2 separate regions of the Homo sapiens genome follow, and region 1 is linked to region 2. Evidence: chromatin contacts called from ENCODE POLR2A ChIA-PET data. All regions are on one chromosome and are shown on one strand. The core of a region is the stretch at or near the end of the contact, and the rest is flanking DNA. Distances in the headings are between cores, read along the strand shown.

What was found. ChIA-PET counts read pairs that join two places held with the same protein, here RNA polymerase II (POLR2A).
Region 1: POLR2A ChIA-PET joins it to region 2 with 10 read pairs in activated T-cell. The contact joins two enhancer-like sites. POLR2A ChIA-PET finds 5 or more read pairs at or near these places in 3 of 52 experiments (HEK293 and activated T-cell).

The regions. Positions count from the first base shown.
Region 1 is chr21:36,485,373-36,489,476 of GRCh38, reverse strand. All of the region lies in intron 2 of CLDN14-AS1 (CLDN14 antisense RNA 1), which reads right to left. It also overlaps a transcript of CLDN14 not described here and the pseudogene PSMD4P1. Among named protein-coding and RNA genes, the nearest start is that of CLDN14, 7.3 kb to the right of the region's middle. Within about 2 kb of position 1,421, at least 4 of the 41 ENCODE cell types and tissues checked have a DNase peak (open chromatin) inside an H3K27ac peak, as active enhancers do.
Region 2 is chr21:36,172,570-36,176,857 of GRCh38, reverse strand. All of the region lies in intron 2 of DOP1B (DOP1 leucine zipper like protein B), which reads right to left. Among named protein-coding and RNA genes, the nearest start is that of DOP1B, 18 kb to the right of the region's middle. Within about 2 kb of position 2,842, at least 7 of the 41 ENCODE cell types and tissues checked have a DNase peak (open chromatin) inside an H3K27ac peak, as active enhancers do.

The DNA of each region.
Region 1 (4,104 bases), core at 172-2,671, 310 kb before region 2:
GGAAGCTGCATGTGTTGTGGCCCAAAATCCTGACTGTCGCTCATCCTCCTGGGGTGGGCATGGATCAAGATTTGCCATTGGTGTCTCAGCATCAGCTGGAACTGAGAAGGGAGGGAGGTACTGTGTTGATTAATATCTGAGAACATTCATTCCAATAAAACTCCTTACTCCTAAACAAGTGGACAGCTGCAAGACCACATTTGATGGGACAGTCCAATTCAGAATGGCTAATATCAGTTTTGGATGTTCTCTCTCTCTCTCTCTCTCTTTCTCTCTCTCTCTCCCGCCCCCCATTCTCTTTCTCTCTCTCTCTCTCTCCATATATATATATATATATATATATATTTTTTTTTTTTTTTCTTTGAGACAGACTCTCACTCACTCTGTTGCCCAGGCTGGAGTGCAGTGGCTTGATCTCGACTTATTGCAACTTCCACCTCTCAGGTTCAAGTGATTCTCCTGCCTCAGCCTCCTGAGTAGCTGGGATCGCAGATGCATGCCACCACACCCAGCTAATTTTTGTATTCACCGTGTTGGCCAGGCTAGTCTTGAACTCCTGACCTCAGGTGATCTGCCCACCTCAGCCTCCCAAAGTGCTGGGATTAGAGGCGTGAGCCACTGTGCGCGGCCTCTTTCTGTATTTTTTATTGTAGTAAAACACACATAACGTAAAATGTGCTATTTCAGCCATTTGAAGTACATAGTTCTGTGACATTAAGTACACGCATATCATGCAGCCATCCACCACCATCCCTCTCCGGAGCTTTCTCCTCCTCCCAGACTGAAAGTCTGTACCCATTAAACTGTAACTCCCCACCCCCCCGCCCTCAGCCCCTGGCACCCGCAATTCTACCTTCTGTCTCTATTAATTTGACTATACTAGGTATCTCATAAAAGTGGAATCACAGGCCGGGCGCGGTGGCTCACACCTGTAATCCCAGCACTTTGGGAGGCCGAGGAGGGTGGATCACGAGATCAAGGGATTGAGATCATCCTGGCCAACATGGTGAAACCCCGTCTCTACTAAAAATACAAAAATTAGCTGGGCATGGCGGCACGTGCCTGTAATCCCAGCTACTCGGGAGGCTGAGGCAGGAGAATCGCTTGAACCCAGGAGGCAGAGGTTGCAGTGAACTGAGATCCCGCCACTGCACTCCAGCCTGGCAACAGAGTGAGACTCTGTCTCAAAAAGAAAGAGAGAGGGAAGGAAGGAAGGAAGGAAGGAAGGAAGGAAGGAAGGAAGGAAGGAAGGAAGGGGAATCACAGTATTTGTCTTTTTGCAATGGGCATATTTCACTTAACATAACATCCTCAAGGTTCAGCCGTGTTGGAGCATGTGTCAGAACTTCCTTTTTCTGGCTGGATGTTGCATTGTGTGGTTACAGCATATTTTGTTTATCCATTCGTCTCTCAGTGCACGCCTGGCCTGCTGCCACCTTTTGACTATTGCAAATAATGCTGCTATGAAGGTGAGTGTGCACACACCTGTTTGAGTCTCTACTTCATGCTTTTGATCTCTTTATATTTTAAGAGACAGTTTTTTGGATGTCACTTCTCATCAGTTCATTCCTGGGAAGCTCAGCTGGGAAGTTACTGGTATCTGTCTCATCCAAAAGGTTAAATCTTCCGGTGTCCTGAGTACACACCAGCAATTAGCAAACGCAGGACCACATTGAAATGCCTGTTGCTGAGATTGTTGTCAGCTAAATGATGGGTGCCGGGTAGATAACAGTGAGGTTGCATTTCACAAATGTGTCATCTGACTTTCAGAAACTTCCCATTTCATACCAACTATGATCTGACAGCACCAAAGAAGCTGCAACATGAACTAAGGTGTACCTAGCTTCAGAGAAGAAAAGTGTAAAAGGAACCTCTTTAATTCATTTCCTCACTGATCCTCGCTATTAAATACATTGCCATCAATTAACTTTTCTATTCTCTATTTGGAAATTTCCTTACTAAAGAAAATTCTATCTGATTCTTTCTAAGTAGACTATGAGGCACTATTAACCTAAGTTATACATGAAGGATTATTTCAAGAAATGGGAGGGAGGAGGGTGGCAGGATGGTGTTGGAAAGCGCTATGGTGTGTGTGGACAACAGTGAGTATGTGCAGAATGAGGACTTCTTCCCCACCCAGCTGCAGGCCCAGCAAGACGCTGTCAACATAGTATGTCATTCAAAACCCACAACAGGCCGGGCGCAGTGGTTCACGCCTGTAATCCCAGCACTTTGAGAGGCCGAGGCAGGCAGACCATGAGGTCAGGAGTTCAAGACCAGCCTGACCAACATGGTAAAACCCCGTCCCTACTAAAAATACAAAAATTAGCCGGGTGTGGTGGCAGGCGCCTGTAGTTCCAGCTACTTGGGAGGCTGAGACAGGAGAATCCCTTGAACCCGAGAGGCAGAGGTTGCAGTGAGCTGAGATTGCGCCATTGCACACCAGCCTAGGTGACAGAGCAAGACTCAGTCTCAAAAAAAAAAAAAAAATTAAACAAAATCCACAGCAACCCTGAGAACAACATGGCCCTCATCACACTGGCTAATGACTGTGAAGTGCTGACCACACTCACTCTAGACACCGGCCGCATCCTGTCCAAGCTACACACCGTCCAACCCAAGGGCAAGATCACCTTCTACACTGGCATCCACATGGCCCATCTGGCTCTGAAGCGCTGACGGGGCAAGAATCACAAGACGCATATCATTGCCTTCGTGGGAAGCCCAAAGGCAATGAGAAGGATCTGGTGAAACTGGCTAAATTCCTCAAGAAGGAGAAAGTAAATGTTGACATGATAAATTTGGGGGAAGAGGAGGTGAACAGAGAAAAGCTGACAGCCTTTGTAAACACGTTGAATGGCAAAGATGGAAGCGGTTCTCATCTGGTGGCAGTGCCTCCTGGGCCCAGCTTGGCTGATGCTCTCATCAGTTCTCCGATTTTGGCTGGGGAAGGGGGTGCCATGCTGGGTCTCGGTGCCAGTGACTTTGAATTTGGAGTAGATCCCAGTGCTGATCCTCAGCTGGCCTTGGCCCTCGGGTTTCTATGGAGGAGCAGCAGCAGCGGCAGGATGAGGAGCCCAGACGAGCAGCTGCAGCCTCTGCTGCTGAGGCCAGGATTGCTACAACTGGGACTGAAGGCTCAGACGAGGTCCTGCTGAAGATGACCATTAGCCAACAAGAGTTTGGCCATACCGGACTTCCTGACCTAAGGAAGAGGGGATTGCTTATGTCATGAAGATGTCCCTGCAGGAGCAGAGTTTGGCCAGGCGGAATCAGTAGACATTGATGCCAGCTCAGCCATGGACACTTGCCAGCCAGCCAAGGAGGAGGATGATTACGACGTGATGCAGGATCCTGAGTTCCTTCAGAGTGTCCTGGAGAACCTCCCAGGTGTGGATCCCAACAATGAAGCCATTTGAAACGCTGTGGGCTCCCTGGCCTGCCAGGCCACCAAGGATGGCAAGAAGGACAAGAAGGAGGAAGACAAGAAGTGAGACTGGAGGGAAAGGGTAGCTGAGCCTGCTCAGGGGACTGCATGGGACGCAGAGAATATAGGGTTAGATGTGTGTTATCTGTAACCATTACAGCCTAAATAAAGCTTGGCAACATAAAAAAAAAAAAAAGGAAATGGAACCTCTCATTTCCCATCAGGTTTATATCTGATCTTTCATTCATATCTGATGGGAAATGAGAGGCTCTCCAAGGTAGGTGGTGCAATTTTTGGACAGTGACTTGGTTTGCCTTTACTGTCTCTTCATTGTCACTTGTCTGAGGATGACAGGGTGTCCCGAGACAGAAAACAGGACAGAGCAGAGGATTGGGAAGGCACCTTGCTTTCGCTCTGTATTTGGAAATGAACTTGACTGCTGCGATCACTAGTGCAACATCTTGCTGTATTGATTAACCTGTACTCAGGTATCGCTGGTGACAGAAGTGATCCGTCTGATCCTAACGAAAATCAGAGCCTTGGCCAGGCACAGTGGCTCACGCCTGTAATATCAACACTTTGGGATGCTGAGGCGGGTGGATCACTTGAGATCAGGAGTTCAAGACCTGCCTGGCCAACATGGTGAAACCCTGTCTCTACTAAAAATACAAAAATTA
Region 2 (4,288 bases), core at 1,593-4,092:
GACAGAGTGAGACTCTGTCTCAAAAAAGAAAAGAAAGGGGAGGGGAGGGAAAAAAACGGGAGTTGGATCTGCATCTTCTAAATACTGGTGCCAAGAGCATCAGGACACTGCCAGAGACAAATGGATGCTGGGCTGGCCCCTCTCCTGCAGAGGTACAGGATCTAGTTTAACGTGAAGCCAGTCAAGAATTCCCATCAACAGCATCCTTTCCATTTGGTGTCTTCTCAGAAGGCAATTCAGGCCCTTATCATTCCACGATGACCCTGGCCCTGCACTTACCTGGCCACCTCCACCCTCACGGTCATAGCCACAGAGGTCATCAGAACAAAGGTTGCTAGAAAATGGCTAAAATCATAGCCCCAAATTTAGGTGTCACGCTCTAACAGAGGATGCCCTACAAGTGAGATGCTGAGATGAAACCAGGCACCCTGCAGGCTGAAAGATGCAGCTCATACACAAGGAGGCTGGCAGGGCTCGTAGCCTTGTTCTAGGCACTGAGCATGCAGGGTCTGGCCAGCAGGGATAAGGAGTGCAGAGTCAACTGTGGCAGCAGCACCAAGGCTCCAGTGGGGGAGGAAGGCTGAAAGGGCCACCCCCAGCAGACATGTAGGATACCCCCACAATGCAGTGCCCCATAAATAAGCTGGTGCAGAGCTCTTGGCATGCGGTGGAGGGGGCACAAATCACCTGGAACGCTTTCCTGACTCAGCAGTTCTGGGTGCTTAACTGTATCACCACACACACACACACACACACACACGCACACACACCCCAAAGTCGAAGCTCCTCACTGGGCTCCTGGATCAAGAACAAGACTAAAGAAATCACACTTCCTCTGTTCCTCCACAAGGTGTGTGATAAAAGACCATCTGGGCTTCTACCAGAGATCAGCTTTGTAAACAGGTGACAGGTGGAGAGACAGCCTGCACCTCCTCATCACATTCTGTCATGGCTGAACTGTATCCCTCTCAAACTCCTATGGCAAAGCCCTTCCTGACCTCCACCTGAGACTGGGACTGTATTTAGAGACAGGTTCTTTTTCTTTTTCTTTTCTTTCTTTTTTTTGAGACAGAGTCTCACTCTGTTGCCCAGGCTAGAGAACAGCAGTGCCATCTTGGTTCATTGCATCCTCCACCTTCTGGGTTCAAGTGATTCTCCTGCCTCAGCCTCCTGAGTAGCTGGGATTACAGGCATGCGCCACCATACCCAGCTCGTTTTTATATTTTCAATAGAAACAGGATTTCACCATGTTGGCCAGGCTGGTCTTGAACTCCTGACCTCAAGTGATCCACCCATCTTGGCCTCCCATAGGCCAAGGGATTACAAGCATGAGCCACCATACCCGGCCGGAGACAGGATTTTTAAATAGGTAATCAAAGTAGAATGAAGCAGTTAGGGTGAGCCCTAATGCAGTCTGACTGGTGTCCTTGTAAGAAGAGGAAATCTGGGCCAGGCGTGGTGGCTCACGCCTGTAATCCCAGCACTTTGGGAGGCCGAGGCGGGCGGATCACTTAAGGTCAGGAGTTCGAGACCAGCCTGGCCAACATGGTGAAACCACATCTCTACTAAAAATACAAAAATTAGCTGGCTGTGGTGGCAGGCACCTGTAATCCCAGCTACTTTGGAGGCTGAGGCAGAAGAATCGCTTGAATCTGGGAGGTGAAGGTTGCAGTGAGCCAAGATCGTGCTACTGCACTCCAGCCTGGGCAACAAAGTGAGACTCCATCTCAAAAAAAAAAAAGAAGAAGAAGAAGAAATCTGGATACAGATACACCCAGAGGGATGATCCTGTGAGGACCCAGGGAGAAGACACCATCTCCAAGCCAGGCAGCGAGGCCTCAGAAGAACCAACCCTGCCGACACGTTGATATTGGACTTCTGGCTTCCAGAACTGTGAAACAAAACAATCTGTTGTTTAATCCACTCTGCCAGTGGTATTTTGTTATGGCAGCCCTAGCAGACTAACACAGACTCCAGGCTGAAGAGGATTTATGTGAACTAATACTAGTCAACAGGGAAGAGGAGTTGATTCAGGCAGGGGTAAAAAATCAGGATCCCGGCCAGGCACGGTGGCTCACGCCTATAATTCCAGCACTTTGTGAGGATCACTCGAGCTCAGGAATTTGAGACCTGCCTGGGCAACATAGTGAAACCCTGTCTCTATGAAAAGAAAATACAAAAATTAGCCAGGCATGGTAGCGCACACATGCCTGTAGTCTCAGCTACTTGGGAGGCTGAGGCAGGAGGATGGCCTGAGCCCAGGAGGCAGAGGTTGCAGTAAACTGAGATCATGCCATTGCACTCCAGCCTCAAAAAAAGAAGAAGGATTCTGTTGGACTCACCCAAGTTTTTATTAATTTATTTATTATTTTGGTTTTTGGTTACCCAGGCTGGAGTGCTGGAGTGCAGTGGTGCAATCTCGGCTCACTGCAACCTCCGCCACCCAGGTTCCAGAAATTCTCTTGCCTCAGTCTCCCAAGTAGCTGGGATTACAGGTGCCTGCCATCACGCCCGGCTAATTTTTGCATTTTTAGTAGAGACGGGGTTTCGCCATGTCAGCAAGGCTGGTCTCAAACTCCTGACCTCAAGTAATCCACCCACCTTGGCCTCCCAAAGTGCTGGGACTACACACGTGAGCCACCACGCCTGGCCTCTCACCAAGTTTTTAGGTAAAGAGTTCTTGCAGCCGATCTGTAAAGGGCTGGAGTAGTTCACTAGGTCTCCAAGCTCCAACCCGTGTTCTTCCCACCACACTGCAGCACTAATTCTGAAACACACCATCAGGAGGCTCTGCTTTAAACAGGAGGTGCTTGTAGCTAACTGATGAAGACTCCGGAAGCTGAACTGTGTGACACCACAGACCTCATGCTGCCCTTCCTGTTCATGGCTGCTCTGTGAAACCGTAGTGTGTCATCAGATAAAAGCAGCGAAAAAACAAAAAACAAAAAAAACTGGTTCATTTAGGACCATTATAACTTTTTTTTTTTTTTAAAGAGCTTTAATGATAAGATTTTTAAATCCAGAGTTAATTTATTTCTATTAGCCTTCACTTCCAAAATCAAAGCTGTAAATCAGGCTTGGTAGAGCACCTGGGTTCAGGGCTCAAAAGGGCACTTGATGAAAATGTTTTTCTTGGGCCGGGCGCGGCGGCTCACGCCTGTAATCCCAGCACTTTGGGAGGCCGAGGCGGATGAATCATGAGGTCAGGAGATCGAGACTATCCTGGCTAACACGGTGAAACCCCGTCTCTACTAAAAATACAAAAAAAATTAGCCGGGTGTGGTGGTGGGCGCCTGTAGTCCCAGCTACTCGGGAGGCTGAGGCAGGAGGATTGCTTGAACCCAGGAGGCGAAGCTTGCAGTGAGCCAAGACGGGGCCGCTGCACTCCAGCCTGGGCGACAGAGCAAGACTCCATCTCAAAAAAAAAAAAAAAGATAAACTATTCTCTAACACAGAAAAATTCTAAAAATGATGCTGAAACATTGAGCAAGTTTGAAAATGATACCATTAGAATCTGTCTACAGCTGGACATACCAAGACCTTCTGGGAACCAGTTTTCTTAGTTGAAAAAAGGGTTGACTGGATGAGTCTTCTCCTCCAAATCTAAGTTTTATGCATTATAACATTTAGTTACCTACCTTAAAAAAAAGAATGTTGACCCTAAGCTTTTGTGTCCTATATCATTGTTTAAATCTGTATTATAAAGAATTTTGCTAATTCAACTCTCAACTCTTTTTTGAGACAGAGTCTTCCTCTGTCCCCAAGGCTGGAGTGCAGTGGTGCAATCTTGGCTCACTGCAACCTCTGCCTCCCAGGTTCAAGCGATTCTCCTGCCTCAGCCTCCCAAGTAGCTGGGACTACAGGCATTCGCCACGATGCCTGGCTAATTTTTTTTATTTTTAATAGAGACAGGGTTTCACCATGTTGGCCAGGCTGGACTCAAACTCCTGACCTCAGGTTATCCACCTGCCTCAGCCTCCCAAAGTGCTGGGATTACAGGGGTGAGCTACTGCGCCCCGCCCAACTCTCAACTCTTACTCACTGAATTTCTGTGCATAAGTCCAAGAAATGTGACGATCACCAAAGCCTTAAAAAAATTCCTTTTTTTTTTTGAGCCAGGGTCTCACTCTGTCACCCAGGATGGAGTGCAGTGGTGCAAGAGCTCCAGGCTGAGGCTCCAGGGATCCTCCCACCTCAGGCTTCTGAGTAGCTGGACTACAGGTGTGCACCACCATGGCCAGATAATTTTTGTAGTTTTGGAGAGACAAGGTTTTGCCATGTTGCCCAA